Regions from separate parts of the Mus musculus genome. Here region 1 is linked to region 2. A link is a loop called in an ENCODE intact Hi-C map of the cell type or tissue named here. Cell type or tissue: left cerebral cortex. All regions are shown on one strand. Links, peaks and the distances in the headings refer to the core of each region. The heading gives the core; the rest is flanking DNA. Region 1 overlaps Hecw2 (HECT, C2 and WW domain containing E3 ubiquitin protein ligase 2). Region 2 overlaps Hecw2 (HECT, C2 and WW domain containing E3 ubiquitin protein ligase 2).

Region 1 (11,145 bases), core at 5,694-8,193, 67 kb before region 2:
GTAAGTTCAAAGCACTGTTTCATTCTATAAGCTCATACGTTCAAATCAACAGTTTCACATGGCCTTTCTTTATCATAGTGCCCATCTGCGGCTTCATCCTTGGACCTGACCTAGAATGAATGTTTTTTCCTTGAACACAAATTTGTTCCAGTGTAATTAGCCCGTGAAACATGAAGGTTTACAGAGCTCTACTTGTAGCTTTATTCTGTAGAGGGCTTAAGATTATTGGTAACAATTTAAGAATTCTATAAAATTGTTATCAGAAATTGTGAAATCATTAATTCATCTATACAGCATTACTGTATGAGGTACATACATGTTCATGTTTTTCGGCCAGGAATCTGCCCAATAGGATGGGTTGGTGCCCAGGAATCATTAGGCTATGTAATAGTGACAGAAAAAGGCATATCAGCAGCAAGAAGCAATCCTGGGATGAAATCTCTTAAGGACCCTGCATCTCAGAGCTCACCCATCACAGGCCATGCGAAACAGTGAGCCGTCTCCAGAAAACTTTTTTGCATGCCTTAGCCTTTCCGAGATGGCTTCTGACAACCAGGGAGCTTCAAAGTTAAACTTTGTGTTTTTAAAATAAAAACATAAAGCAATAATAATAATTTTTGCTAAAATTCTTTCCCAAAGTTTTTTGTTTTGCCCTCCAGAAATCATATGCTGTATTATCTTCCTGCTGATCTGAAAACCATTTTTATGTCCAATCTTTGTCACTGGGAGCTGTGACTTTGGGAGTTTTAGTATGAGAATGATGTAAACACCCAACTGTGATGACCACCAATGTGGCAGTTGTCTTTGAAGGAAAAATCTGAAAACAAAATAAACGTTTGCCTGGTGGAAGTTACTGAAGGCTGGAGATTCTTGTTTGACCAGAGGCAACCAAACTATAGAGTTGTGTCAGCCACCCCGGCGTTGGCCTTGGCTTCTATCCTACATCAAACCTGTGGTCATGATTTACAGGGTCAGGTTCTATTCAGCTCATTGGATAAACGACAATTAAGTATGCAGAACTCTCACTTGTATTCAAACAAAACAAAACAACCCTTTTAGAATATAAGCTCTACTTTGCAAAATATATGGTGGTTGCTTTATTTTATTTTTCTTTATTTTGTTTTATTTATTTAACCAAACTCGTTGCTTTTGTGGCATATCTCTTTAGTTGTTTTTCCACAAATAACTTTGTGTAACTCAAGCTGTCCAGAAGGAGACGGAATAAAGCTCTGAATGTATAGAGAGTTCACTGTTTTTAAGGACCCCTTGCCTACTTTTTGGGTGGCAAAAGATATCAAGTCAAAAAACGCACAAGGAGATAAGTATGATCAAAAATGTATTAAATGCAGTTGTAAAACAGTCACAGTGACACTTGTTATTTTGTATAATTAATATAAGTTGTTATATTATATATTATATATTTTGAGTCATTTTGAGTGAGGGAACTGAACAGACTTGGATGTTATGGATGTTTCTGAGGAAAATCTAAGTTCTTCGAATCTGAAGGAATCATCTCAGCATGGAGAGATGAGCCTCCCTTTTCCTCCTTTAAAATTGTCCTCTTGATATGCATTGGAATTTTAAAAATATATTGTTTTCAGATTCTATAGCAACGCCTCTCTCTTCCATAGAAAATGTGTTGATTTGGATAATTCCATGTATAGTCTTCAGCGGTGTTGGTCTAGTAAATGAGAGAAAGCGAGCAACAGGAGCTGGGGCTGTCTGTGGGCCCAGGGGTGGGCTCAGGGAGACGGCTCTGTTTTCTTCTCTCTCCATGGTTCTTTCATATCTTTTCCCTGGCTTGGCAGATATTAACTGGAAATAATTTCAAGCTTCTTTAGCTCCCATTTGTTGAGCCTGAGGTTAGTCTTTCTTCATAAATACTGATGGCCTTTTCTTTGCTTAAAATAACAGAAGTTTTGTTGTTTTGTTTTTTAAAGAAAATGAGAATTGTGTAAAGAGAGAAATGTATTTTGTTTGGCCTTGCTAAAGTGCCGCTTGGCTGCAACCACCCCATATTTCTTGACTCTTGACTGTGCCCTGAAGCTGTGAAAGGGGAGATGTTTTTAAATGAGATTTGAGTTTGGGTATTTGCATTTCTTGTAGTTTTTCTGCTGTTACTCTTCGTTGGCCCAGCACTGTGAAGCTTGAGTGGATTTCCTTAATGAAACTTAGCGGTAGGGAATGATGTTGTTTAAAATGGGCTCTGTGAGCAGCTAATTTGAAAAGGACTTATTTCTTCAGATGATTGCTTTTTAAATGAAGTTTCAGACAGTTACACGTTAGATACTCAGAAGTAATTGCAGGCTATTCAAAAGTTGTGAGGTGAAAGTGACCCACATTTTAAAAAAGGGACCAGGTCAACTTCATCGCTCATCTGAACTAGTTAGCATTCCCTGTGGAAAGTGATCCAACTGATGTGTGTCACCGACGGAGCTAGCCAGCCTACACTTTTCCTGCTGAAGTTCCATGCTTGCTCTGTATTTGCTTACTCATGGTGGTGCTGGAAATGAAACCCGGACCCATTTCACTTTAAAGTCACCTACGCTTTTTAACAACTTGCTGGTGACCTGAGTCACCCCTTTTATAACACTTTTACAAATAAGCTAAAAAAGCAAAATAATAAGGAAACCAATCCAAGTTCACACAGAGGACCCTGAGCAGAGCCAAAACACACGCAGAGGTGTGCTGGCTTGCTCCTGGGCGCTGTTTCCTGTTCCTGCCCTAGATCTGTGGCAATGATAGAGACTCTCAAGACCTTTCCTCTCAGGTACTAGAGACTGGAGGGACATGTGCACACCCAATATACGCTTTCCATCTGATTCTGACAAAGAGCCCCTTAGGATGTGCACACAGGACCTCTTTCCTGCCTATGGCCATGCCTCCAGCATGTTAGCAGTGAGAACTGGACAGGTGTGGATTGGGCCGCTGAACCAGAAGCGGTGTTTTCAGCTTGCAGCAGTGGAAAAGCCACTCCCTGTGAGTGGCTGTGATTCTCAGCCCCAGTTGAGGGCATACTTCAGCGCTTTGCCAAAACCAGACTGGGAGGAGGTGTGAGAGAAGCCAGAGGAAATAGCATAGAAGAGCTATGAAAAGGAGATGGTTCTCATTGGGTTATGAAGTCAGGGGAAAGGTGGATTCGGGTCCTAGCTTTAAGTTCCCAACTGTATCACTGAAACCTACAATTGTGGCACAACTGTGTGAACAGTGACCAATACTCAGATGTCTTTACTTATCAAATAATGGAAACCCTCTGTGGAGATGGCGGCTCCAGCTTGGAGTTTAGAAAGGCATGTTTGCTCGACAGCGGAGCTTTCAGGGAGACCAGCTAGGACTGGCATGTCTACACTGTAACCAGGAAAACCTATACAGAGTTTATTTGGGAGGGTGTATTTATCCACGCGCCAAAGTTCAAAGGTCAGTGAGCTGAGTTTATTAGGAGGTTCCTGGGGTTGCAAGAGCCCCCTGGTTCTTTCTGTCTCCTGCTTATCCATTTCCATTGTCCTAGTATGTTGGCTGTTACAGTCTTACTTTAGAGAACAGGGGAGAGGGTGAGCAGGAGGACTCACCTGTGTCCCCGGGAAGGAGGCTCTGACAAGTGGTGTATTCCACTTAGTCTTGACCCTCAGATACAAGGAGACCGGGATAATTGCTTTCACTGATTCTCTATGGGTCCTTGTGGCTTCTTTTTCCAGCCTTGTGCATGGACCATAGCAAGAAACTTTGTAATGGTTAGAAAAAAGGCTTAAAATTGAAAACTATTATTCATGACAATAACAAACAGTAATACTTATTTGAAATGCTATAGAAATTATGTTTTAAAATGTATATGAACTTTCTCATTAGTTTGTATAGGTGTGACATCATAATTTAATAGGAATGGTGTCACAATGTAGGTATGATATCATAATTTAATAGAGAAGAAAATGGAGCCTTAAAATATTGGAGGCAGTTTTCCCAAAAGTACATTAGCATTGATTAGCAGGGAGTCCTTCTGTAGGTCCTAAGCATTCAAGCCAGATTAGATTATACTAAATGCAGGTTTATTGGGGAACTGCCCTCAGGCAAGTTCACTGGCCTCCAGGGAAGCCAGGGAAGTCACCATGGGGGTGGGGGTGGGGAGGAAGAAAGGTTCTGTGCACAGAGAAAGAAGAGAAGGTGAAGGGAGAGGAGGAGGAGGAAGAGAGAGAGAGAGAGAGAGAGAGAGAGAGAGAGAGAGAGAGAGAGAGAGAGAGAACGAGAACATGCAAAATGTCTGGATTGTATAGGGAAGAGCCTCTGGAGGAGGGGCAGCCCAGCCCAGGGCTGGAAAGTTCACAGTTGGGGCAGGGTAGGGACTTAGGGATGCTCAGAGAGCCTAGAGGGCAGGTCTGCTTTGGTATGTAAGATACACACCTCAGTACCTTGTCCTAGGGTCTGAGAGCAAACATACTTGATTCCTTTTAATTTTGAGTTTATTCATATCTATAATTTGAATTTCAAAACTTCCACTCCTGTTTACATTCTTAACTTCTCTAGGTTTTCATAGCTTATATTCCATATAACCCTTTCATTTCTTTCTAATTTTTCTGCATCTTTAAATATTTTTGTGTTATTTTAATTCTTGGTTAGTTAGGAGGGAGAAAGCTGTCACCTTGTCCTCTTGTTGGGAATCTGTTTGGAGCCCTTAGGTATTTCCTCGGTCCCTCTCTTCTCTCCCAGGTCAGCCCTAAAAGCTGTTGAGGAGGATAGGGTGAGTAAGGCAAGGTGCCTTCCCTCAAGACATTTACATAACTCTTCAGAGAATGGGTTTTAAACAAGCCTGTTAACATCAAATTAGGTTCTGACACTATATGCAAATCAGCACTGACCTACATGCAGACACCCATTTGTGCTTGTAATTATAAGTGCATCATGGTGCCTCTAATCACCACCCATCTCTTGAGAGCATTCCTAAAGTGCTACATAATTAGGCAATACTATTTTAGCACTTTTTGAATTTTCCCTTAAGTAATACATTATAATAATATTATATACTATATATATGATTATATATATTACATTTCCTTATATTATTATGTTTACAATAAAATCTTGCTGTTAATTTATACAAAAAAGAGACTTGATGATAATATCTGCTTTGTAAAGGCAGGAGTTAAACATGCTTGTTTATAAGAATGATTGTTCCTTCATGACATTAGAGTAAGGTCAGGAATATAAGACACCTAGATAAAGTGAAGGCTGGCATGAAATTTGAGGACAGAGCTTGTCAATACAAGGCCATGAGGACTGCCACTCATGTGTTTTGCCTTGAGAGAAAGAATGCTTCATCTCTTAAGGTGGAGAAGGCCTACTCAGTCTTTGCACTTAGAAATCCCATAGTATGAGAAGGGACTGGAAACATTTCCTTGGTAGTTTTTCTGCTTTGTTTTATGATACTTTGATTTTTATTATTTATTTATATTTTTTATTTTTTTAGGAACCCTGAAAACTAGCCAATGTTTGGAATGACTTAGAGATAGTGGGTAGCCAATAGAAAGTTTGTTTCAGAGTAATGATGTCATCAAACTACTGAGAAGAAACAGTCTTATAAAAGGCTCAAGGAATAAAAATATTTAGAGTTACGAACAACTAGAAACCACCTTACTTAATAAAATGAGTGGTGCTCAGGGGACACTGGGAAAATGGAAGGGTCTAGAGGCTGACAGCATTAGAAAAGAAGGAAGTGTGATGGTGACATTTCCGATGATTAGAAATTTCTAATAACCAGGTACGGGAGGAGCCCAGCCGCAGCAGTTAAAGGAGTCCAAATGCCCCCTTTGCTCATTGCTATGACTGTTGTTTTGTTTTGAAACAATACCTCCCTCCATATCGCAGGGTAGCCTCTACTTAGGATGTTTTTGCTCCCACAGTCAGAGTGCTGGATTGCAGGCATGTGCTGCCACACCCAGGTCCAAGCGTCCACCCTGTGGCATCCTTCTTGGACCACATCTAGATGACTATCTTTTAGAGCATTTTCTAAAACCAAGTATAATGTTCCTTCCTGCTTCCCTCATTCCAGATCCAGGCTAGGTGTGCCTTTCTCTATTCTCCCTTTTCTTAATGGATATAAAAAATTATTCCAAGGATTGGAAATTATGGGAAAACCAAACCAAGATTACTACTCAGAAGTGGGTAATTTCCTGACTGTGCCGTATTCTTGGTTGGCTGCAACATGTGTATAGTGTGTGTTGACTACTCTGCTAATGCAGTGGATTGTATCCTAGGCGTTTTTTGTCGACCACAACTCCCGGACCACCACGTTCATTGATCCTCGGCTCCCACTTCAGAGCAGTAGGCCCACAAGTGCATTGGTTCATCGACAACACCTGACGAGGCAACGCAGCCACAGTGCGGGTGAGGTGAGTCCTGGCCCTTTAGGGACTAAACAGTTGATGGATAGTAAATGGATTGCCTTTTTGTTGTTTGCTTATTTGGGGCATTTTGTTTTTGTTTTTGTTTTTTGGGGTTTTTTTGTTTGTTTGTTTAATTTAGTTGTAGTGTATCATTTAGATGCTTTAAAAGTTTTAGAATGTTGATGAAAGTACCTCTTAGGCTCAATTTTAAATTTAATAGTTGGGGGTATATGATAAAAGGTTGAAGAACAAAGTCTCATATTTAACTCAGAGAGAATTGGTAATATGCAATATGCTTACAGGAGATAATAACCCAAGGATAGTCTCATAAGAAAAAAGCAAATGAGTTTTTAGTGGGCTAAAGTTTTGTCAGCTACAGAGAATAATTTCTTAAATCCGAGGGTGAATCTATAGAGTTGTGGGATCCTGCTGGGATTGTCTAAAATTAGAATGTACTTGGCAGAACCGATGCATGCATGTGTTGATTGTCCAGAGAAGATGGGCTAAGTATGACTGGACACCCCACTACAGGCTACCTTGGCAGTTTGCAGTGGTTCATAGTAACCACACGAGGGCTCTCCAATACCCTAGCCCAAAACACACAAAAATCTCTTCTTGTTTCCCTTTTCTTTGAACAACTTAAATACATAAAAGGACTTTTGTGGTTGAATTTTCTTCTCCTTAATATAAGTTTATGCCTTGTGAGCATACTGTGGCTTCTAAAAATTCCCTCAGACAAATGGAATTAAGAGTCTTTTCCTGCCTGACATTTCTAAATGCGTATCATGTTTCCAATATCAAACTGTAGGTCACATATTCTGAAGGCTTTCTTATAAAAAATAAATATGAATGCAATAAATAATTGGATTTAGTTCATCAAAATTCCACTCATGGAATTTCCCACTAATGTTCATTCTGCTTTAACGCATTACGTGTTCACTGTTTATAGAAGAATATACATGAGAAGCTCATATAAAAATGATGTATAAGTCTAATGCAGGGTGAGGTATGCACGAAAATATTTATGTTTTATGAGTAGCCAATAAATCTTTATCTTGATGTCCTGTAAATCATTACTAGTGAACTGGAGTATACTAACAGCATTCATCTTACCAAATACAACTGAACTCTCGCCCTTGGACCTCATGTAGATATGTAGTGTAATTAGGACACTGCCTGGCTTTATCACATAGACAGTGTACTTTAACTGCTTACTTTATTGTGACATCACAAGCTGAAGGTGGCTCTTCTGTTCAGTCAGGACAGTGTTTCTGGGAAAACATGTACAAGTTTAATAGCTAGACTTACACTTTTAGAACATCTGGCTCAGAACTTTGAGTTCTATGGTCTAGGGGTATCCAGACATGGAACAGGGCCTCCCAAGAGTAAATTAGCAACTTAATGAAAATCTCTCTTCTATTGCTGGGAGCTGAACAGTGAACCAGAGTAACACAGCATACAGCCACAGTACTCTCCAGCCTTTCTCAGAGAATCCCCTTTAGGGTACAGCACTTGAGAGTGCAGTGGACATAGCTGGAAACATTACCTATATTTCTGGGAGGCATTGACCACTGTCTTGTGGTCTGGTTTTAAGAAGTGAGGTCTTTGAGAAGACCTGTGGCTGTTCTAGGAAATGTTGATACACAGGAAATCATATAGACTGGTGAATTGAGATATTAAAGTTCCCTGCCTGGGGTGTGTAGAGAATGACTGGGTCTCCCCAGAGTGGCTGGCTGTTTTCCTCAAACCCAGTAACTCATTAGAAGCAGGCTGAGAAGACTTCTGGTTATATAATGGATCTGTTACCATCCTAGCTTTGTTCAGCAATGTCTACAATTGGTAGACAAGCTTGTATCTCTGCTGTGGTAACAAACACCTGCTGTCATGTGGTTGGGAGTATAACAAATACAAATAATTAACACTTATTTCCCATGTTCTTAACGTGGATAACAAATTTAAAACTATATTTTAAATGAATAAAAATAAGGGTAAAAATCCTTGATAAACTTTGAAAGGGTCAATGAGGATGCTGGGGCAGAGGAGGGTCGTATAAAATCCTGGCTACACGTGTTGACAAACTGACTTTGACCCCCTGGAACCCAGAAAAGAGTAGAAGGAGAGAACTCACTCCACAGATTTGCCCTCTGACCTACAGATGCACACCATGGCACCCATAAACACCACCTACTATTTATTTAATAAAAAAGAACCCCCCCCCCTTTTTTTTAAAGAAAACCCTTTTTTAGTAGCTGAGACAGAAAGCTGTATTTTTAATACTCTTTTAGGTAGTGATGACTTTCCTTTTTATTGTTTTCATCTGTATTAGGGCATAGGAAACAAATAATAAACCTGTTAATAATAACAACTGGTTTTGAAATCTATACCAAACACCATGGGAAGTCAGAGGACAGAACTATACTTAACTTCAGCTTGAAGGAAAGGGAAGGTTTCATGGAGGAGGGGGCTGTTTGAACTATCCTTTGGATGAGAACATTCCAGAAGAATAAGCAACCTGGAGAGGACAGAAAGGCAGCTTTTATTGTGAAGAGCTTTAGAAAGTGCCACAAAAAATGTAATATTAGTTATATTTTTAATTTGTTAATATATTGCAATATATAATAATGCAATATAATGATATGGCTATAAGGATTTCATCAGAAGGAGATAGAACCTCCACTTGAGAAGTATCAATTTATAAATCCAATATTACCTCCTTCTAGGACAGACACTAAAGCAATGTTAGAGTTTCCTGGAAGAACACAAATGAGTAGATACCTATTTGTAGGGGTTTCTAAATCTATAATAGGTACAATAAGTAATTCAGGCTAGGGTGACCTTTTTTAGGTCTTACACAACTGCTACTGTTAGCTGTCTGGTGTGGGAGGCTCAAACCAGAAAGAGCTGTTGCACCAGGCCCTCTAATGGGCATGTAAAATTGCTTCTGAGGAGATAATGCCCTAATGCACAGTCCCACAGGAAGTTTACTGCAGCTCAGCACCTCTGCTGAGGCAGGGAATTCCCTCATCTGCCTAGCTAAATAAAGGAAGGAATATCCTGGCATAGCCCAGATCCACATTGTATCACCCAGCTGTTCCCGTTGATTGAATTATGGCAGGTTGGGTTTCTGTCCATGCAGAAGTTATTCCTGATGAACCAGTCTACTATTTTGCTTCTGCAGTCTTGGTAGTTACAAGCAGATTGAACCACCGAGCCACATATACTCACTGACCCAGCTTCTCTCAAGGACAGGACTGTGTCAACATCCCCCACCAGCACCAACCCTTAAGAACAGACCTTTCAAGGACCTGGTGTCAGCCCCACGGCTAGCACCTGTTCTGATCAGTTGGTCATTTTCTGTGATAAGTGTTTTGAACAACTCGGTTTGAGGTGCCAGTGCCAAGTCCTCTGGCTTGTGGTGCAGACATAACTGTTGCTTGCATTCCCAGGTAGGAGAAGACTCTCGGCACGCAGGACCACCAGTTCTTCCCAGGCCATCCAGTACATTCAATACGGTCAGTAGGCCGCAGTACCAGGACATGGTTCCAGTGGGTATGTAGCACTTCCTACAAATCTTTATCTGTATTGTCGTATTATTTTATAGAATACATACTGTGCTGATCTGTGCCTGCGGCCTGCCTTCTACTTTTTACCTTGTATCATAAAACCACTGTATTATCTTTAAGAAACATATAACAGAACCCTGTCCTTGAGTCCCAGAGAGCTTCTGCCTTATAAAATCCCATAGTCCTACTTAGCAAGTATTGGATTGTAAAAGGAAAAAAAAAATCTAATGAGATAATTTGCAATCATTGTAAATTAAGCATTTGAACAAACATGTAATTAAAATACACTGCATCCTGAGATAGAATTTAAGTGGTATGTGAATCCATGGTAGCTTCATACACTAATCAAGCAAGACACATTCTTACAGGCTTTTATAACAAATAGAAGGCAACAACAATCTCCAGAATAGTAAGCTGAAATCAATAGTCATGAGATTATAGGTCTGAAGACCATTCTGAACTGTCATCGAGATGATGACAGTAAGTATATTCAAGGTCTCAAACCTGGAGACTCTAAGGCTTGCAGAACGGACACACTACTGAGAGACAGAGAGACTTCCTGTCCCATCTTAAATCAGAGCAGCTTTCTCTTTGATTTTACTTTAACATGCTCATTCAAAAACAAAGATACTTACCTGGTGGGGGAGATACCATGATCAGGAAGATGGGCATTGTACTGCAGATGAGCCTACCCTGTGGTTTCCCCAAATGTGGGAAACTTGACCACACAGTTTTTGGTGCAGGGAAGAGGGTGAGGGTGGAGGGTGCAGGTAAGGTGGGGTGAGGTAGGAGGGTGTATTTGCAGTCTACCCTAGAAACAAACAACAAAAACCCTTTGTCATAAAGTCTAGTGTAATGCCCTTGACCAAAATAAGTTTCACAGCCACCAGATAAGAAATCTAGGGTTGATGTCTGTCTGCATTTGATAATGTCATTATTAATATGTAATGTGTTAATAAATACTGCATGCATAACCTTCAAGAGCTATAAAAAATATTGCTTAAGAAGTACCTCATCTCTGATCTTGGATGCAATATAAAAACAATTCTGTTACAAAAGTGTCTTCAGGTTGCCTATCAGTAAATGTTCATTTAGGGAATCCTTGGATTGACATTGGAATTATATTTTGGCAGATACCTTTTAAAAACTTTTAAAATATATATGTATGGACAGTATGAAGTTTCGAATTACTGGGCTCTCTGCTGTTT
Region 2 (11,145 bases), core at 5,177-7,676:
GACCCCACCTATCCATCTACAGTCAAAATTTCCAGACGCCACACCCTTTGAGCTTCCTAACCTGCAAGGGTTTGCTGCAGTTCCTTGAACCATCTATCAGTTATAACTCATGGTTAAAACACTAACAGGGAACAAGAGTGGGTTCTTAAAATTCAGCATTTCCATCTGCAAGGTTCTTGTAAACTGGACTATCGAGTTTGGCTGAGAACTGATGTAAAATGATTTGGATTGGGGTTCGTTGGAGGTAGCTTCCTGTAGATCAGCAGAGTTTCAGTAATTTGGACCAACATGATTGAGATTGTCCCTTATTTTAAAAGGTGAAACCTAAGGACAGCCCAGAGTTAAAAGTTTTGTCTAATAATTTTGAGTAAAGAAAGTATGTATTTGCCGGGCAGTGGTGACGCACGCCTTTAATCCCAGCACTTGGGAGGCAGAGGCAGGTGGATTTCTGAGTTCGAGGACAGCCAGGGCTACACAGAGAAACTGTGTCTCGAAAACAAACAAACAAACAAACAAACACCAAAAACAAAAACAAAAAGAATGCATGAATTTTCTGGGATGAGTTGTAATGTTGGGGTTTTCTCTGTATTAAATTGAGGTTTCCATCACTTTTATTTCTGAAGTCAAACTGTAAAGTACATTTTATCTGGACCCATGTAGCATCCATATATGACATTGGTTATTACAGAAAGCTTTGTTAGCTGAATTCTTTTTACTAATTAAAATGCACTTTCCCTGATCTCCTACTTCACTTTCACGGTAACTATTATTTCCTTGTACTTGACTCCCAGAAGATTCTTAGAGTAGTGCAGTAATCAAAATCATTCATGTACTCACACAGTCTAAGATTTTTTTTTTAAATCACTATATGTGAGTAAATCCAGGGCCTATTTTAGTGGTAAATCTTACCAAATGAGATCCTTAGAAGTGACCAGATAAAGGACAAGACACTTAGCTGCCGTGTTGGCCTGGCACGGCTAGCTGGCACTATGAGAGAAAGCAGTTGTGCTGCCGCCTACCATCTGTTCATCCAGCAGCTGTCTGTGGACGAGACGACGGGATAGTCGTTCTTCTTTCAAATTAGGCTTGGCACAAACAGTCAGGGCAAAGCAGAAGAGGGCTGCCTCTGAAGGACAGGAACCTGTAGTGCCTCAAGCAGCTCATGCAGCCATCTTTCGCTCATTAACCAAGTCTTGCCCAAAGCCTGGACCCTGATGGATGCTAGAACCGGCCTAATGCTGCTTATCCTTCACTTGGGCTCTTTCTCGAGGGGAATAAGGGTCTCTGGTGAAATGGCAAATCCTAAAGTGAGATTTCTTGGTAAATTTCACAGCTCTGGGAGCACGAGGACACATTCAGATTAAAGTTATCCCGACTCGCCCTCATTTTTGGGAGTACAGCACAGAATTAAAGCAGTTTTTGTAAAATGTGACTATCAGTTGATTCGAATCATTGATTGCACATGAATTCATGTCAGCCTTCTCTCTTAGAACTTAATTATCTTTTACTGAGAGGTTTTAAAACCTGTTACTACAGCTTTAACCCAAATTTGTGAGACAATTCTTTTGACACTTCATTAAATTCTGCAGAAATATGGAATAAAAGTAAAACTGTGATAATTAGGCTTTATTAGTTGGAAAAGTCAAAGATCTCTTTCCTGTTTATTAATAAATATTATAAAAAATAATCTGGTTTTGTTTATTTTAATTTTAATTCTTTCTGTAGTGCTGAGGATTGAATCTAAGACCTTGCACTTGCTAGGCAAGTGCTTTGCCATTGGGCTACATCTCCAGTCACAGTAATTTGGTCTCATTATTAATTATGAATAGTATACATAGCTTTTAGGGAAGAAATTGGAAACGAAATAGGCAGCTTTAAAATTGTTTTCATTGTTTTTCTTTGCATATATAAATTGTGTGATTAATACATCTCTCCTTCATCAGGAAATCCCGAGAGGGTCAGTTTTCTTTGCCCCCAAAGCTTAGTATAGTGTTTGGAATAATGGTATTTGAAACCACTGAGTGATTCGTTTCTTATAGAAATGATTGAAAGCCTTTCTAGTCAGCACAATTGTATTTTTCAGAAATGATGGAGCTAAAGTAACTCTTTTGTTGTTCTTCTCACTGCTAAATGAAAACAGAGTTTTCCTGTTGGTTTCACTTGTGCCATCTTATTTAACTTTTGATACATGTATGGTCATATTTGCAGTCCTGTTCCTTAATCTTAAATTGTAAACATTTAAAGAATCCAGGATGCTGATTTGTGTGTATAGTGGTAGTCTTTTGGCATATATTTCTGGGTGGTTTAAGATAGAAGACTCCAAGTCACATGAGCTTTTGTGCTTGGTCCATAGGGTACCATGACAATCACATTGTAATTCGGTGGTTCTGGGCTGCAGTGGAAAGATTCAACAATGAACAACGACTAAGGTTGTTACAGGTAAGATGCCATTAGGTCATCAGTCTTTAACACAATAATATATTGTTGGAAGGGTATATACTTTCTAGTAATTGCTAGATATTCTTCATAAATACAAGCCTTGTTTATCTGGCTATGACATTCCCATACCCTCTTGAGTGTATACTTTGTGTACTGTACCACCAACCAAATCAAAGCATTTCCTGAGGCCTGTAGTGAAGTGCCAATGCAAGTCTCAGAAAACCTGGGTTGCCATATGCCCTCAGGACAGGTGGGTCCTTGTAGTGACAGCCTGTGGCCCTCTGCAGTCAGCGTCCTTTGCAGAAAAAGGGAGGGTGTTCAGTACTGTAAGAAAGGACCCTTTTTTGTTGATATAGGCCTCTTCCTTAGTTTGACTTTCCAAACTTTGCAGAGCAATGGCATTTTGGAGAAGAAGTCACTGTGTTTCGTGACATTTGTAAAAACTGTCCAGGGTAATGTTGGTAAGGCTCCACGAAAGCATTAGATCTGAGGAAGCCTCTTGGACACTGAGGTGGAGCCTTAAATTTAGACTTGGACTTAGATTTCGCTTTTGGATTATGGATATGGAACTCAGATTTGCAGCCCACAAAATTCCTAAAACTTACACCAAATTGATAATAGGATTATATAAGTAGGTTTGGTTTAATTAATAGACTCATTTTGTTCATCTGCCGTAGGAAGTGTGCCTGGCTTAACATCCAAGCAGGCCAGCCACTCAGAATGCTTTTCATTCTTTTTCCCTTTATCTCTTTAGTTGTCCTATGTTGATGACACGTTGGCTTCTGAAATTCCCTACTTGTCCCTCTTCCTCGGAAGTGCTTTACAGCAATAATGATGTACCTTTCCTGGATCAGGTCTCTGACTTCAGCTTTCCCTTCTCTTTCTGTGGCTGATAGTTTGTTACAGGCACATCCAGCATTCCCTATGAAGGATTCGCTTCTCTCCGAGGGAGTAATGGTCCAAGAAGATTCTGTGTGGAAAAATGGGGAAAAATCACCGCTCTTCCCAGGTAAAAGAAAGTACTCTTTACTCCCAACACATGCAGGAAAACTTCAGCTTAATATATATTTATATTATTTTTATTTATGTGAATAAATATACGTGCATATGGATCAATCATTGTTTTATGTGAAGACTGGAAAAGAGAAATGTTTGAGAGATGATATTCTCTCTAATCACCTTCTTTAATAAAGTGGGGAGAAACAAAATATCTTGTTTGGCTATATGTTAAATACATGCATTTGTATGTCAAAGTACAAAGCACAACAAAGGTAGAAGACTTACAAGCTTCAGTTAGGCAACATCTGTCATTAAACTTGTGGCTTGGCTCTAGAAGGCCACAGTAGTTAGGATTTCTATTGCTGGGGTGAAACGCCTCGACACTACCTATACTTTAAGTTTGGTTTGTTGGATATATAATTTTTTAGGTCATTTATGTCAAGGGAAGTTTTTCTCTCATTCAACTATGCCAGATAGTTTTGCTATGTTTTATTAATTTAAGCTAGCCATCATGTCTTTTAGGCCTTGGAATACAGTGCTTCTGGCTTTCAAAGTCTGTTTATAACACCAATAGACATGCTAACATGAATGAAGGCTACAACCCTAGACAAAGAGCCATAGGCATGCTGGGCTGAGACGGATGAGCACCTCAACTGGTCATCCAAAACCAGGTGGTCAGCCATGAAAGTGCACATCCAAACACATTATACAGTCTGAGCAAGTTATATTTATGCTTTTACAAACAGAGAGAGAGAGAGAGAGAGAGAGAGAGAGAGAGCAAAAGGAAAAGAAAACAAAGATAAAGCAGCCATAAATTTGAAAGAGAGCAAAGAAGGGCACATGAAGAGTTTGGGGTGAGAGAATGCTAAGGGGGAAATGAAGTGATTATATTATAATCTCAAAAAAACAAAACAAAACCCCAAACCCTTGAAAGTGAATTTAAAAACAAAAACAAAAAACACCACTGTGGCCAGAAAGCAAGTTGAGGAAGAAAGGGTTCATTTCATCTTACAACCTATCACCCAAGGGAATCCAGGGCAGGAACTCAAGTCAGGAATCAATGTAGAGGCCATGGAAGGTGCTGCTTATTGGCTTACTCCCCATTGCTTGTTCAGCAACCAATCCAGGTGTGGTCCCAACTACAGTGATCTGGGCACTCCCATATCAAACATCAATCAAGAAAATGCACTATAGGCTTGCCCACAGGCAATGTGTTCAGGGCATTTTCTCAATTGACTTCTTAAAGGACTCTAGCTTGTATCGAGTTGACATACCTGAGCCAGCACAAAGCTCTGATGATAAATCACTGTTGAAAAGGAGTAGCATATGGTAGCTGTTGAATAGGATTCAGTCTTGTGGATGTGTTGCATACCTCTGAGGTGGCTAGTATCTGTTCTCATTCCATTTGAGTCCTCTCTGTACCAGACTCTCAACAATATCATACATTTTGTTGGGGTTGAAAACTATTGCTTTACTGTGGCTAACAATAAATACACAACGCTGGGAGGTAGGGCTTGTGAAGGTAGAAATCCTGGATTCCAGGTCCACTTTGTCACCATCAAACTTTGGGATCTCCAGGACCACTACTTGGTGAATTTCAGGGTTCAGTTGCCTCTTCTATAGACAGTTGGTGGGGTGGTATGTTAGCTTGGGTTGAGTGAGTGGTAACACCATAGAATTGCTGAAGAGTCTTGATGGTTGTCTATGCTGGCATCGCTACTTCCCCTGGTAGTTCCAGAAAGTTCTCAGGCTGACTCATTGTAGATGGAGCTGTTTGTCAGAATCATTGCAAACGCACAGTTGGGTAAGAGCTATTGTCATTCTTCCTCTCTTGCTGTATGGGCGCCTGTTCCTACCCTTATCATAATGCAGCACAAAGAAAGGTGTTATCCCTCTCCATAGAACAGAAGTAACAATGCCCGGGCTCAGAGAGTATTTCTAACACCTGAATGAGATAATGTATTAGAAAGTCTTTAGGGAGTGTATGCTTTCTTGTTTCCGTTTAAGCCTTTAATCTTTAACCTGTGTAGCTTCCGTACTACTCAGATGAATGCTTTCTGTCTCTCTCTCTCTCTCTCTCTCTCTCTCTCTCTCTCTCTCTCTCACATACCTCATTTAGACAAAAACATAAGAGAAATCACTTCAGGACATAGCAGTATAAGTTTTATCAGAAGCAACTTTTTCACTGATAACCTTTTATGAGATTTAAAGTATCACTTGAGTATAAAGAAATCGGTGACATTGCTTTATATTACTGAGTCTAATACTCCAAAGACCAAAACATACACACTAAAGCCATCCGCCCCCTTGCTGTTTCCTGGCTTCACAGAGCTAGGCGGCTGGTAGGCCTCAAGCCAGTCAGCTCCAGTATATTCTTTTCCCTCTTAGTGATTCTGTGTCTATCATTTAAGTTGTGATACTGTACAAATATACTAGATAGAACCAATGTCCTCCTTACTAAAAATAAATATACTTTTTTGAAACTTCCTTCTCACAAGTATATTATCATCTTCCCATGAGAAGCTCTAACCCGCAGAGTTGGAAGGGTGTGAAGGGTGACAGCTGTCACTGCAAGCCAGAGTGATGACAGAGAGGCTCTTGGACAGATAATTCAGTCTTTCAACCTTCCAAGCAAGCTAGTGTGACTTGTGCTCTTTGATTCCTTATGCTCATTCCGTGGTAGCCCTGGGTAGCTCTGATCAAATGTTCCTCAAGAAATGTGTTTATTAAAGTATATATGGTAGTCTCTGAAGCCGGAACAAGTTGTATCCACGACTTTCCCCCCTTCTTCTGTAGTAATAAAGTAACCAGTGATTTAGCTGATAGAGACTTGAGACTTACTCAATGGCGTTTCCATGGAGACTAGCAGCCTGAACGGATTACTGCACTTCCTCTGCTTGGTGGCTGCTGGTTTCGCTCTGCATTTGCATTTCTGTAGAAGACTTCCTACCCCCTGGAGCTCTGGGGGTTTTATGAGTAAAGAGTAAACTCACTTTATGGCATTTCCTCTTAAGCAGTCAGTTCACATGCCAGTCTGCAAAGTGCAGAGCAGTGCTCTCTCCTGAGTTCATCTGAGGTTTCTGCCGGCTGATTGAAAATGGAGGGAGAGAGAGAGTTAGAGAGCAGCAGGGACTGCAGCCGCTTGGGGAAGGCTTGGGGAAGCCGCTTCTCTTTGACCAAAGAGAAGATGTTCATATAGGAAGTTAGTTGTGTCATGAATTTGAGAAGACTGAAATGTCAACCCAGAAGTTAGGAGAGTAAAGTAAAGTTAGGGGAGTAAACTCACTCTGGAACAGAAGTCTCCAGGAAAGGATTTTATACAACAGAACGGCACTGCTGGTTTGTGATTTTTGGAGCCCAGGTTGACCTAGAATTTGTAATTCCCTGGCTTAGCCTTACTCTCAAGGGTGCTGGTGTCTGAGGCGCACACACTGCCACACCCAATGGAATAGACCTAGAAACATATAGTAGGTTTGGTTTTGTTTTTTTTTTCTCTCTCTCTCTTTAATGAGAATCTTTTTCTCACTGGAAAATTATACTTTTTATTTGTGGTATAAAAGGAAAACTTTTTGCAAACATGCCAAGGAAAATATTTAAAATGTAAATACATTAAATGTGTATAAAGTATATATATATATCTCCAGTCAAATGTCCAACAGTCTGGAGTGTCTGCTTCTACTCGTCCTTAAGTTGCTCGCATGTGGACACACACGTGTACAGATTTGAAAACAAAAACTGTGCTGCATAACCTGTCTGCAAGCTGATTTTTGTGTGTGTGTGTTTCACACCATTAATTATGAACCTCTTTCCATGTCTTTTATTGCTCTGCAGTATCATCAATAATGCAGTTTTTTCCTCCTCCAATAAAAGAGCGTTTACCATCCAGGCCCTCTTTCAGCTAGTCAATAGAAAAGCACAGAGGAGTCCTGAAATAAAATGGCTCTTTGCACAATTTAAGAAAAAAAAAAAAAAAGGATAAGGATGAGTTCTGGACACCCATTGGTGTCCCTTTTGTGGATCTGTCCTGCTGCTGGTGTCCAGTGAGGCTGTTAATGTGAGAGGGCTTCTGATAGGTTCTCATAGTTTAACCTCTAAAACAATCTCTCTCTTCAACACCCCCTGCCCACCCACTCAGTTCCCTATAACCGAAATACTTAAAGATTTTTACCTTATTCTTCCATTGAATCAATTTATGAGCTTATTAGCATATGTAAACGTGATAGCACTTTTGGGTTGGTCTTTGCTTTGTAGGTAGGTAATTTATTATAAAAGTAGATTGTGAATCCAGGCCAGGTGGTGCCTATCCTACCTGTAATTCCAGAAAGCAGAGACAAAGAGGTTGAATGTTCAAGACCAGCTTCAAAGTTCCCTATCTTTAAATTGGGGGGGAGGGGTGGAGGGGGCTCTAAAAATAGACTCTGGTAAAAAGAAAACATTGAAAGAATTTGCAAAATTTTAATGAAGAGATTATCTTGCTACCTGCAGTAGGAGATGACATAATCCAAGTCAAATTTACTAACAGACCTTGAAAGCTGTTTCATAAATCAATCTGTAAGTTTATTATTGGTGGGCAACAAGCAACACAATTGCTAAAGATTAAGCTGTTCCTTTCCTTTGGCTTCAAGAGCACAAACTAGGTTCATCTCTTATCACCAGCCTACTCCATGACACACTCACCTCTCACCTGGATCACTGCAGCAGGCAGCCAGCCAGACTCCTCCTACTCTGCTTCATCCACCCTCATATTATTCATCCCACTTGTTAAGATCATCTCTCTCCCCTACTTGCAGCCTTCAGTTGCTGAAATAAAATTCAGGCTCCTTCTGAAGCACTGGAAGGTGGGAGACCTGGTCAGGACCCTAACTCAGACCTCTCAGCCCACACCTGCCTTAGCCACTACCTCTTGGCTGTTCTTCAAACATAAAGATCCAGTTCTAGTTGAAGACTGTGGGACCTGCTGCCCAAGTCTACTTTCTGCTGGTCCACATCCCTGAGAATTCAGCTGAGATGTAACCCCCTCAGAAGAGTCCACCCGACTTCATCACTCAGGATTTCTGTTCATCGTTCTGGATGCCTTATTTCTGTTAGAGGACTTACCTAATTCACCCATGAAGTTTAGTTCGCATTTGACCTTACCAGTGAGCTGAACACTTGACACCCAAGGCATACTGTTTGTAGAATGTTTTTAAATTTGACTTTCTATGTTCATCTCAAAAGCTCAGGACTGCCAGGCGGTGGTGGTGCACACCTTTAATCCCAGCACTTGGGAGGCAGAGGCAGGTGGATTTCTGAGTTCGAGGCCAGCCTGGTCTACAGAGTGAGTTCCAGGACAGCCAGGGCTATATAGAGAAACCCTGTCTCGAAAAAACAAACAAACAAACAAACAAACACAAAACAAAACAAAACAAAACACAAAACAAAATTGAGGACCGATACTAGCATCCACACTACGAAGTTTTAAAGTCTAAATGAGGCAACACACACTAATGCACAAATTAAGTGAAGGCTAACACAGCGGTCAGTAGATGTAGGTGAAGAAGGAACTTGCTTGGAATGCATCGTTTGGGGCATTTCTTCTGCTAGTTACCTGCAGGACAGGAATTCCTGCGGCTGTTGCACTCTCCACTGTACTCATAGATCAGGCATCTCCGCTAAGGTGACCTCATGAGAAGACTTAGAAACATGGAATTCCCAACTCTGACTTCAAACGAGTGCTTCTGTGACACACACAGAGATCTCTGTGCGAGTGGCCCTAAAACGTACGGAGAAAAGTGGCATGAACAAACAGCCAGGATTTTGCACACCAAATACTATGCAAACAAGTAGTTGGAGGAACTAGCCTAGGTTTCGTTCCCTTTAGTTTGTATTTATTGACTGGTGATCGGGAGTTGTGTGCCGCCATAGGTTATATAGGTAGATATTTGTGACCTAGTGTCAGCAAGTGTTTATGTTCTAAACTTCCTAGCTCAAGAAGGTAATTAATAAGGATACTAGAGAAATTATTAACATTTTAAAAGAATTAAAAACATTAAATTATGGCAAGCTTTACCTTTATTTTTGCTAATAATGCTACCCAGGCTAAGAAAACTGGCACTGGGAACCTCCACTGAACCCTGTCACTTAGGGTCTTATTTCATCTTCTGTCCTTTATCTCCATCTTCTATTCTCTGCCTTGTTTAGTGGTACCTCTGCTGTCTCCCTGCACACCCAGCCACTGTTCTCTCTCATCCATCAAATAACTGGAAAGGACTTTTGCATGGACACCCAGCCTTCCTTTGGCCATCCTCCCTTTCCGGCCTTGTCACTTGCATTTCTCTGGTTTCCTGATGACACAGTGCTTTCTCTCCCAGGCTTCCAGACTTATCTGTTGGGAAACATCCTTCTTGTTGATCCAGGAAAGCCCTGCACACCTACAAACCCTTCTAACCTTGGCATGGACAGCTTCCTCTTCAAAGCCTTCCCCAACTTGTAACTGAACAGACTTGTATGTTGAACCACATATAACCCACAGGAATCTTTTGTATTAATTAGACAATGGCATCTCAGTCCTCAGGAAAAAATACATCCCAGATCTGGGACTAATGGTTTACCAACTATCCAAAGGCACGCTGGGCCTTATTAGAACGACTTGCCCTGGGCAGATTGCCCAGTACAGAGCACAGGCTGCCTGACCCTTAGGCTTTATTTGCTGTGCATGGGAATTCTTTCAAGAACAAACCTTTCTTCCTCATGTGCCCGAAGAGCTCAGTGAGCATTCAGTTTGGCAAGTGAAGTAATAAGAAGGTGTCATACAGTGGAAGATTTAAATTTTGATCACCAAAGCCATTTCGCATGGCAAACTTTCATGATGTGGGACCTTTAAGATGGGAAAAAATAGAGGTATTTTTCTTTTCTTTTCTTTTTTTTTTTGGTTTTGGTTTTGGTTTTGGTTTTTTGGTTTTTTGGTTTTGATTTGTTTTGGTTTTGAGACAGGATTTCTCTGTATAGCCCTGGCTGTCCTGGAACTCACTCTATAGACCAGGCTGGCCTCAAACTCAGAAATTCACCTGCCTCTGTCTCCCGAGTACTGGGATTAAAGGTGTGTGCCACCACTGCCCAGCAGGTATTTTTCTACTAGTGAGATTCTAGAAGTGAATGGATTAGATTCTTCCCAGGCACCCACTGGTCTCCTGAACTGGGAACTTGAAAAGCCAGAACAGGATGGAGATGTGAGCACAGAATCCCTGAGGATACACCAAAGCAGGCAAGAGCCATTTCCTCCAGGCACAACAGCCCACAGGACTGTGAGCGAGCCCTCTTCTCCAGATACCTGCAACTAAGTAAAATTTGGACTTGATAAGTCAGTTTGGGAACACACACATTGCCAAAGAAAATTTGACATTGAAAAATAATGTCTCAGGATCCATGCATAACTCTTCAGGGTGGTGGTGGTGTTTTTGTCTTTTTTATTTGTTTGTTTTGTTTTGTTTTGTTTCTTGAGACAGGGTTTCTCTGTGTAGCCCTGACTGTCCTGGAACTCACTCTGTAGACCAGGCTGGCCTCATACTTAGAGATCCACCTGCCTCTGCCTCCAAGTGCTATAATTAAAGGTGTGTACCACCGCTGCCCCACTTCTAGGGTGTTTTGAGTATTAGTTTTGATTGACAAATTTCTTGATGAAAAAGTATAAATAGGAATAAGAAAACTGAGATGTGAAGCGTGAGATAT

The links. A loop is a pair of places that touch in the nucleus more often than their neighbours do. Peaks named below come from ENCODE experiments on the same cell type or tissue, not always from the same donor. Only the 100,000 strongest peaks of a DNase experiment are listed, where the experiment ranks them.
Region 1: it touches region 2 in a loop (2.0-fold over the local background); 2 of 42 quality-filtered maps call a loop at or near these places.

The regions. Positions count from the first base shown.
Region 1 is chr1:53,886,361-53,897,505 of GRCm38, reverse strand. Hecw2 (HECT, C2 and WW domain containing E3 ubiquitin protein ligase 2) reads left to right here. Exons shown (of 29, transcript NM_001001883.3): 15 at 6,246-6,380; 16 at 9,821-9,923. It also overlaps the pseudogene Gm24251. Among named protein-coding and RNA genes, the nearest start is that of Mir7681, 43 kb to the right of the region's middle. In left cerebral cortex, for the core only: a CTCF peak has its summit at 6,943; a DNase peak (open chromatin) is centred at 6,939.
Region 2 is chr1:53,819,179-53,830,323 of GRCm38, reverse strand. It overlaps Hecw2 (HECT, C2 and WW domain containing E3 ubiquitin protein ligase 2), which reads left to right. Exons shown (of 29, transcript NM_001001883.3): 27 at 2,354-2,439; 28 at 3,336-3,448. Among named protein-coding and RNA genes, the nearest start is that of Mir7681, 25 kb to the left of the region's middle. In left cerebral cortex, for the core only: no CTCF peak of the experiment used is centred there; a DNase peak (open chromatin) is centred at 6,370; H3K4me3 peaks cover 292 bases; H3K27ac peaks cover 1,142 bases.